2 separate regions of the Homo sapiens genome follow, and region 2 is linked to region 1. The links are chromatin loops, found by intact Hi-C in ENCODE. Cell type or tissue: PC-9. All regions are shown on one strand. Each heading gives the region's core, and the rest is flanking DNA. Links, peaks and the distances in the headings are about the cores only. Region 1 overlaps SLC49A4 (solute carrier family 49 member 4). Region 2 overlaps SEMA5B (semaphorin 5B).

Region 1 (4,396 bases), core at 299-4,298:
AGTAATAACAGAGTCTCTGGTTTATAAGCCAATAATAATCTGTCATAGTAATTTTAAAAAGATCCCATGGTAGGCAGAGTAATGCCCTCCCTCCCCTAAAGATATTCATGACAATCTCTGGAATTTGTGAATATGTTATTTCACAAGACAAAGGGGATTAAGGTTGAAATGGGACTAAGGTTGCTAATCAGCTGGCCTTAAAATTGACAGACTTTTCCAAATTATCTTGGTGGGTCCAATGTAATCATAAGCATCCTTAAAAGTGGAAGAGGAAGAAAGAAGAAGGCAGAAGGGAAGGGTTCAGAAGCAGATGTAACGATGGAAGAAAGGCACAGATAATGCAACGTGAAAAGGACTTGACCCAAGGTTGCTGGCTCTGAAGGCAGAGGACAGAGCCATAAACAAGGAATGTGGGTGACCTCTAGAAGTTGGAAAAGGCAAGGAAAAAGATTCTTCCCTAGAGTCTGTTCACATTTTGATTTTAGCCCAGTGAGACCTGTATTGAACTTCTACTCTACAGAAATGTAAGATAATAAATTTCTGTTGTTTTAAGTTGCTAAATTTGCATAACTTTTACAGCAGCAATAGAAAATAGACTCTGAATTGATGATATTAATAATGACAAGAAAAACAACAGCAACTAAAAATGTTTCAGGTCCATTAGATAAGCTAAGTAAGCTGGCTGTAATATACTTTCAACAGGTATTTCCAGTAAGTTTTGCTTTGTATTAATGATGGAATAACACTAAATGTAAAATAAACCTATAGGGGCTGGTTCAAATAACTTTACTGAAGTATACCATAGTTTTTTGCCTTGTTAATTATTATTATTATTTAACAGTGATATAATGACTATAACCAAGATAAAAATCTTTGTATTATGCTCTGATAGAAATTTTAAACAAATATAAGCATTTCCATGCTCTATGTGTTAAGGCTAAAGATTATACTTCTTTTCCATGTGAAAAATACCAATTAAAATATTTTTAGTTATTTTTTGGACTCTTTAGATAAGATGATGGTTTGATGACTGGACAAGAGAAACTTTTTTGTATATTTAACAATTACTTACAGAAAGCAAGAAGAAGTCCTACTGTCAGAGTTATGTACACTTCTGTGAATGAAAATATTTATTAAAAGTTCAAAAATAGCCTATGCTCACCTGTGGTTAAAGGTAGGTGTGTGATGCTGTTCAAACAGGTCAGGGTGAACCACGTGGATGACAGTGTAGCTCCCGAAAACAGGAGGAGAAGAATTAGTTTCAGCATACCCCTGATAAAATCTGCAAACCTAAAAACAAAAATGCTCTATTAATTCTAGTGGGATTTAAAAATACTATTTAAGCAAATGACACACTTTCACTAACAACTACTTGAGGAATTTTCCATATATTCTTTTAAAAGACAGTTTTCAGTGTTTTTTTAAAACAAATTTTCTTGTATGATGTTACTTTGTGATAATTTTTTTTCTCTTATAAAACACAAAAAACGGCATCTTTGTTCAGGATCTATAATTTATAGGATATATTCTGAGTGTTTACTTTTTTTTAGAGACAGGATCTCACCATTGCCTGGCTGGAGTGTAGTGATGTGATCACGGCTCACTGCAGCCTCACCTCCCAGGCTCAAGCAATCCTTCCACCTCAACCTGCTGAGTAGCTGGGCTAATTATTATTTTTTTGTGTGTGTACAGGGTTTCTCTATGTTGCCCAGACTGGTCTTGAACTCCTGGGCTCAAGGATCCTCCCACCTCAGCCTCTCCAAGTGCTGGTATTACAGGCATGAGCCACCATGCCCAGTTGATTCTGAGTTTTTAAGTGTCACTGTCATTTTCTTCATATTTTTCTATACTTTCCAAACATTCTATAATGAACATGTATTATCTTAGTTTTGAAAATCAGGCTAACTTGTTGACATGAACTTGCAAAGATCTCTCTCAAAATTCAAACTCACTTAGAGAACAAACACAGATGCCTACACCAGAGCCTCTGAGGTCCTATGTGACCTGCTGCCTGGCCCTGCTCTCTCTTCTTCTACTGTTCTCCAGTTGGATGGCCATGTTTCTGTTTCTCATACATGCCATGGTTGCTTACCACAGCAATATGTAGCTTCCGTACTTGTTCCGTCTGCCTGGAATGCTGGTACCACCCGGATCTTCACGTCTTACTCCTGTTTACCCCTCAGGTCATTCAGGTCTCAGTTCAACAAGGCCCTCTGGGCTCAGTGAAGAAGTCTTTCCCCATCCCACCTCCACTTTCTATTTTATTTCTTCATAGCACTTTCTCTATTGGAAACTCTTGTTTTTGCATTTATTTTTGTCTTCCCTACCAGATTGTAAACTTCTTGAGAACAAAACATACACGGCATCTGGAATAGTGAATATTATTCTTCTAAACTTGGGACTTTTATAGCATTTTAAGTTTTCATGTTTGAGTTTTCATGAAACTAAAGGGCATCTGGTAGAGACGCTTATCATTAGCTATGCCAAAAAAATTTTCCACTTGCCAGCTGCTTTTCCTCACCTGTGGATTAACTGTTGATTGTACGGGCACAATCCTCTGGCTGCACAATTTATTCTGTCCTTCAGAACTGTTCCTCTTATAGAATAGCTGATCCCATCTCAAATACAACATTTACTATATTCTCTTCACTTTTAATTTTCTAAAGTTGATTTACATTTCTATTGTAATTATGTGACTGTCCTTCTTAAAACTTTGAATACTATCTTCTGTTTTGTACTTATTTGACATGATATGGTTAATCATGTTTGTGTTTTCTAGAATAAAATGACTTCCTATGAGAGCTGATGCCATCTTTTGGTGGGAAAAATGAATGCACTTTTGCCCAGTGACTTAAATTTGTCCTCAAGCAGAAAATTCTTAGGTATGCTGAAAAAGTTTCCACAGCTTTACAAAATATTCCTCAAGAAAATCCAAAAGACTGTTTTAATCCCACGCTTACCTAACAGTTTTCAGATTTACATTTTGGTATGCTGCATAAACTTATTTGTCAGATACAGAGATGACAAGGTATAAGAGAATAAAACAGGCTTTTAGTACAAATCAGAGTTGAATTGCAAGAAAGTTTCACAGAAACTGATCATACAAGAATAAACCGACAACTGTAGTCTGCTATTTTTGGAGATCCAGTCCTTTCGAATAGGCTGATACCATTGAAGTGTATTATTAGGACGAAGAAGTATCTTTAATAGTGGTCTTTAATTACAAAAATATCACCCAAAGCACTCATGTATGTCTACAAGGTAGCACTGTCCTAGGGAATCCCAAAAAATGGTGTCAGGAAAGTAATTTTAAAATTGATTTTAGGGCTAGGAGATAACTGAAATTGACTTCAGATCCCAGAGTAAGGGTAGTATTTTTTTAGAACTTCCATTTCAACAAATTAAAAGCAGAAAAGTCCTCATTCTAAATTTTCCCTTTAATTATATCTATATCTAGTTAAAATTAAGGGGTATAGAAGGAAAATAATGACAAAGGAGCATTTGAGACATCATTTTTGATACATAATTGTTCCCCCTTTGACCAATTTGGTGCTCAGAATAGGATGTGATCAATGACTCACTATAATTGGCTTGGAGATTTAACTAGAAAAATGAGGTATGATTCTTGTCAAAATAAGACAGGTCAATGTATTTTTAGTATCAGTGATTTCCTACAAATACTATATTCCCCTTCTGCTTCTTTAGCTTTTAGTTTTCTTATATTTTCCTAACACTTCAAATAAAGTGATTTAGAAATTACAGTGTCAATTTATTCTTTCAATATCCCTGAAACACTATGTGAACCATAAAGTCTAGGTATAACATTATCCTGTATCAATTATATTCAAGTATTTAGATATTGAGGTGATATGTGGATCTTATATTTGATCTTCCCAAATATATAATTAGATTCTCCTCTTCATGGTAAAGTTGATTGCCTAATTTTGTTTTTGAGCAGAGTAAAATGATTTGGGAAGTGAATGAATATTATCTCTTTGGAAATACCAAGAATAGTTTTATAGGCAGTTGCCTAAGAGAGTAACATTTTAATTCTTTTCCTTTTTTTTTTTTTTTTTTTTTAGAACGAATGGGACCTTTTTCCTACTTCTGACTCATTCTAACAATGTGTTGTTGTAATAGGTTATGATCAAAGAGAGTGTGATGAAACTGAAAGTCTTCACAGACATTTTGCATCAAAAAGGGATAACCATAGGAAAATACCAGCCAAAAAAGACCATAAATAAATAATGTCTGCTAATCAGGACACTGCCTGTTCATGGAAAGTTCTATTGACACTTTTACAAATGATTTCTTCTCAACCCTTTTAGTCTCCACAGCTATTAATTTGTCTTTATTATTATATTACCTTTTTTGGTCTCCATTTGTAGATGTTGTT
Region 2 (4,396 bases), core at 169-4,168, 84 kb before region 1:
TCCACTTCTTATCCTATATTGCCCAAAAGCCATCGTGACTACATGACAATTCTTGCCAACCTATAGTCACCAACCTATAATCACCTGCTGGGGGCAAAGGCAGGCCCAAGGGGTTTGCTTCATTTTGCTGCAGAATTTCTTTCTTCTTCTTTTTTTAATCATGCCTATCACAGTTTTCTGAAAAACATCCAACTCACAAAACCTCCAGTTCTCCAGGGAGCGATTAAATGTTTGCCTGTCGTGCAGAAATGAAGGGCTGCTTTTACTCTGTAGTGGAGGGATAATGAGCAATGATTTATTTCCTTTGGATTACACACACACAGACTCTCTCTCTCTCTCTGCCTCTCTCTCTATCTCTCTCTCTCTCCTGGCCCTTCTGTGAGTCAGTTGCTAAGGCACTGTGGGGAGAAAGCACAGTGCCTCCCATTACCCTGAATCTTTACCAACAGCGGCATGAAAGTTCCTCTGCTCCATGGCTCTCTCCTTACTGCTGCCAATTCCCACCCATCCATGGGTCATGCATAGGCTGAGGGAGAGCTATCAGGAGGCTGTGAATCAAGAAGGGAGAAGTGTGTCTCCAGCAGGAGGGAAACCGGGCGAGTCAGCTGGCACTTTCTAAGCAGGCCCTCCCAGACCACTCCCCATCCGCCCAGAGGCCGTGAGGTCTCCTCTCTGCCCACCCAGTCCCTTTGAAAGGCCTTGATTGGGAACAACCTTCCTTGGAGGCAGGGTGGACACTGACCGCCCAATCTCTGCACCTCCCACCTCTGCAGAATCTTGTCTGAAAATCCAATTCCCCTCATACAAGAAGGAATTGAGGATTATTCATATATTCGTTCAAACACTGCTAGGTGCTGGACTGAGCCTGGAGATCTAGGAAGCAAAGTCTTTCTTGGCCCCCAGGGCAAACTACCAGGCTAGACACACAGTGTGGCAGTAAAGTAGAAGACTATGGGAGCCCTTTAGCCTGGCTTGAAGCAGTCAGAGAAGGCTTCTTGGAGGAGGTAGGGATGGGGGTGAACAGGAATTGTTCCATCAAGGGAGAACAGAAGCACAAAGGTTTGCAGGCTCTTGTGGGATGGATTTGGGGAAGTGTGAAGTGTTTTAGTGTGGCTGGGGTGGAGAGTTTAGGGAATGTAAAAGGTGAAGCATCATTCTTTCAGGGGATCAGTAAATAATCACTGTGCCAGGCACTGGACTTGGGAGGACAGTGGACCAGAACCCAAGGGCCTTCGCAGGAGTTGGACTTTTCCTGGGGGTAGTTGGGAGCTATGGATGGGTTCTGGGCTGGAGAGTGACATGACCACATTTGCATTTGAGAACAAGCGTTCAGGTTGCTTTGTGGGAAAAGGACTCGAGGGGCAGGCCTGGAAGCCAGGCTGGTTAGGAGGCTGTTGGCACTGCTCCAGACAAGAGCTGGTGGTGGCTTGGATGTAGGTGGGATACAGTGGGAAAAAAGTGGATGGATTTCAGAGGCAGTGTAGAGGTAGAACAGGCAGGATTTACCAGTGTGTACTTATGTGGCTAGTGAAGGTCTGGGGGAAGTCAAGGGCGAGTATAAGTATCCCTTCATGCCTCTGTGGGGAGGGTAGTGCCCTCCTCTGAGCTAAGGAGTGTGGCAGAAGAATGACTACAACACCCACTCCCAAGTCCCTAGGGGCACACAGAGGTGGGCAGGTGGCACCAGGTCTCCCGGGTGCCACCGCCCCACTTCCCCCTGACTTTCACCCTTCTGTTCTGTGGTCTGCTGCGATGCAGCTGGGAGCCTCTGGCCCAACAGTAACCACAGGGTTGCCTCTCCCTCCACCAGACCTGCAGCCGTGGGTCTCTAACTTCACCTACCCTGGAGCCCGGGATTTCTCCCAGCTGGCTTTGGACCCCTCCGGGAACCAGCTCATCGTGGGAGCCAGGTAACAAGGGGCAGAAGGGTCGGGGTGGGAAGTGCAGGGGCTTGGAGCTGGGTAGAGGGAATATTATTCAGGATGAACTCACCTGGGCAGCCCCGCGTGCTGGGCCCCATCCTCTCTGCTGGGCCCTCTCCTTGTGGATGTCTGTCCCCCCACAGGAGGAAGCGTGTTTCGGCTGGGTGGGGGTGGGGGTGACTCTTGACCTCGCAATCTCAGCCAGCTGCAGGCCCCTGTGGTTGGCAGTTAGTGAGAGCAGGGACGCCTGCTGGCCACCTCCTGCCCGGTCCCTGCCTGGTCCCTGCCCGGCTGTCAGAATGGTTTTCTGGGCCAATTCCCCGGGAGTTCCATGCAGAGAAGGTGCCCAGGGGCCCCCTGCCGGCCAGCCGGCGGCCTGCACCTGGGACGGCTGGGTAGGGGTAGAACCTTTCCCGAAGGACCTCACCTACCTTTGGCCTGACCTCTTAGTCCACTGTTCAGATCCAATATCAACAGACAGTACTCTCTGGGGGAACCTGTGGAGACTTTCTGGGTGGACTAGGAGGAGCTCATTCCTCATGAAACCACAGAACATTGGCTCTGGTAGGGAGGGGGCTTAGAGAGGGCCGACCCCAGTAGCTCTCATGGTGCAGTCTCTGGCCCAGCAGCACCCGAGAATGTGTTGGAAATGCAGATTCTTGGGTCCTTCTCAGACCTCTTGAGTCAGAAACTCTGGGAAGAGGCAACCTGTGTTTTAGCAACCCTTCCAGGTGGCCTGACCACACTCAAGTTTGAGAATCTCTGGTGTCATCCAACCGTCCTTATTTTAAACAGGCGGTAGCAGAGGCACTGAGAGGGGAAGGTGACCTTCCCAGCATCACATAGCATGATGACAACAGGGTGTGGGGACTACAGCCAGGTCTCCTTAACCCAGGCCTAGAGTTTCTCTGCAGGTCTGTCTGTGTTATCGCCTGGGACTGCACTACTTTTCAGCTCTGCAGCCCAGAGGTTCTGACTCAGTGGGTGTGGGGTTGGGGAGAGGATGGCCACTGGGTTGGGCACTTCCGGGCCATGCTGTAGCTGACCATCCTTGCCCTGGAGCTTTCTTTAGTGTCTCCACCCCTTCATTTGCTGTATGAAAATGAGGCAAGTCAAGAACACAGCTCTGGATTAGGTGTGGATGAGCTGGGTTCCTGTCCTGGGGGATCTTGACCTTGGAGCCTCAGTTTCCTCATCTGTAAAGTCTGGGTTACAGTCTCTGTGCCACCAGTCTCACAGGGCTGCTGTGAAGCTGGGCCTGAAAGCATTTTTCTTTTAATTTTTTAATTTTTAAATTAACTATTTTGTCTTATGGTAGGACATTCAAAAGGTACAAAGGAGTATATGGTGAAAAGCAGGGCCACCCCCTCAAACAAGCAGGACCCCTGACTGAAGGTTCACCTAGTGGTGAGGTTCCTGACTGTGCCCCCAGAGGGAGTCTGTCCATATGCAACTATACAGGAGGATGGACTTTATTTTCCCAGCAAAGAGAGTAATTGTTTTACTCTCTATTTTGAGATGACTGTCGATTTACACACAGTTGTAAGAAATAATAGAGATCCCATATACCCTTCACCCAGTTTCCCCCAAGGCTAACATCTTGCATAACTGTAGGACAACATTAAAATCAGGAAACTGGCCTTGATGTGATCCTTCAACCTAATTCTGATTTCACTAGTTTTACATGTGTACTTCAACAAACCCAAATGGTAGCATCCGAAGACTCTACTCTGAACCTTGTGAAAGCATTTCAAAAGCTGCCATTTATTCCGCACCGGCCATGTGCCAGGCACTATTTTATATGTCATATATGTAGTAAGTCAGTTACTGCATGTAGTAAAGGTAGTAAATCACACATGTATTTAATCTAATACATGTAGTAAATCATGCCTGCAGTAAATCATTGAATCTTCACAAGTGGGTGAACCCAGGAAGTGGGTTCTATGTACCCCCATTTTATGGACCAGGAAACTGAAGCTCAGAGAGGTTATGTTACCCTGTGACTGTGGTCACACTGTTCTTCCTCATCCGCTCTGCGGCTTCCCCAGAAGGTGGTTATGTTTTCTGTCTGGAGGCTTCCCACACAAAGATGGAGGGACACTTTTTCCTGCATCCTTGAGCCTGGCTATGCCCTCAGATGGACAGGGAAACTCAATTCTAGACCTGGTCCCTTAGGCTTCTTAGAGCCAATGTAGTGGGTCTTTGGCCACTTTCTTTTCCTGTCTCCAGCTCATTTTCCTTCCTCCTTTTCTTCTGCCTGACATTGTCTTCCCTTCTTCTTGACCCCTGGATCTCTGGAATTCAGGCTAGGGAAATTTTTTATTCATTTATAACCCTCCCTTGTTCCGAAAGGGATTTAGGGTGGGTCAGGCTACAGAGATTTCTCTCTGTTCTCATATTCCAGCTCCCAGGAGAGTTGACTGCGATGTTGTGATGAATGATTTTTGATGGGATAAAAATGAATAAAGTGATGC

What was found. Peaks named below come from ENCODE experiments on the same cell type or tissue, not always from the same donor. Only the 100,000 strongest peaks of a DNase experiment are listed, where the experiment ranks them.
Region 2: a loop joins it to region 1, with 5 times the contacts of the local background. A loop is called at or near these places in 7 of 110 quality-filtered maps.

What each region holds. Positions count from the first base shown.
Region 1 is chr3:122,856,969-122,861,364 of GRCh38, reverse strand. It overlaps SLC49A4 (solute carrier family 49 member 4), which reads right to left. Exons shown (of 9, transcript NM_032839.3): 7 at 1,163-1,290. Among named protein-coding and RNA genes, the nearest start is that of LINC02035, 27 kb to the left of the region's middle. In PC-9, for the core only: CTCF peaks have their summits at 2,571 and 2,771 (motif pointing left); a DNase peak (open chromatin) is centred at 4,104; H3K27ac peaks cover 1,309 bases.
Region 2 is chr3:122,940,950-122,945,345 of GRCh38, reverse strand. It overlaps SEMA5B (semaphorin 5B), which reads left to right. Exons shown (of 23, transcript NM_001031702.4): 4 at 1,811-1,910. Among named protein-coding and RNA genes, the nearest start is that of LINC02035, 57 kb to the right of the region's middle. In PC-9, for the core only: CTCF peaks have their summits at 2,125, 2,327 (motif pointing left) and 3,304; a DNase peak (open chromatin) is centred at 2,275.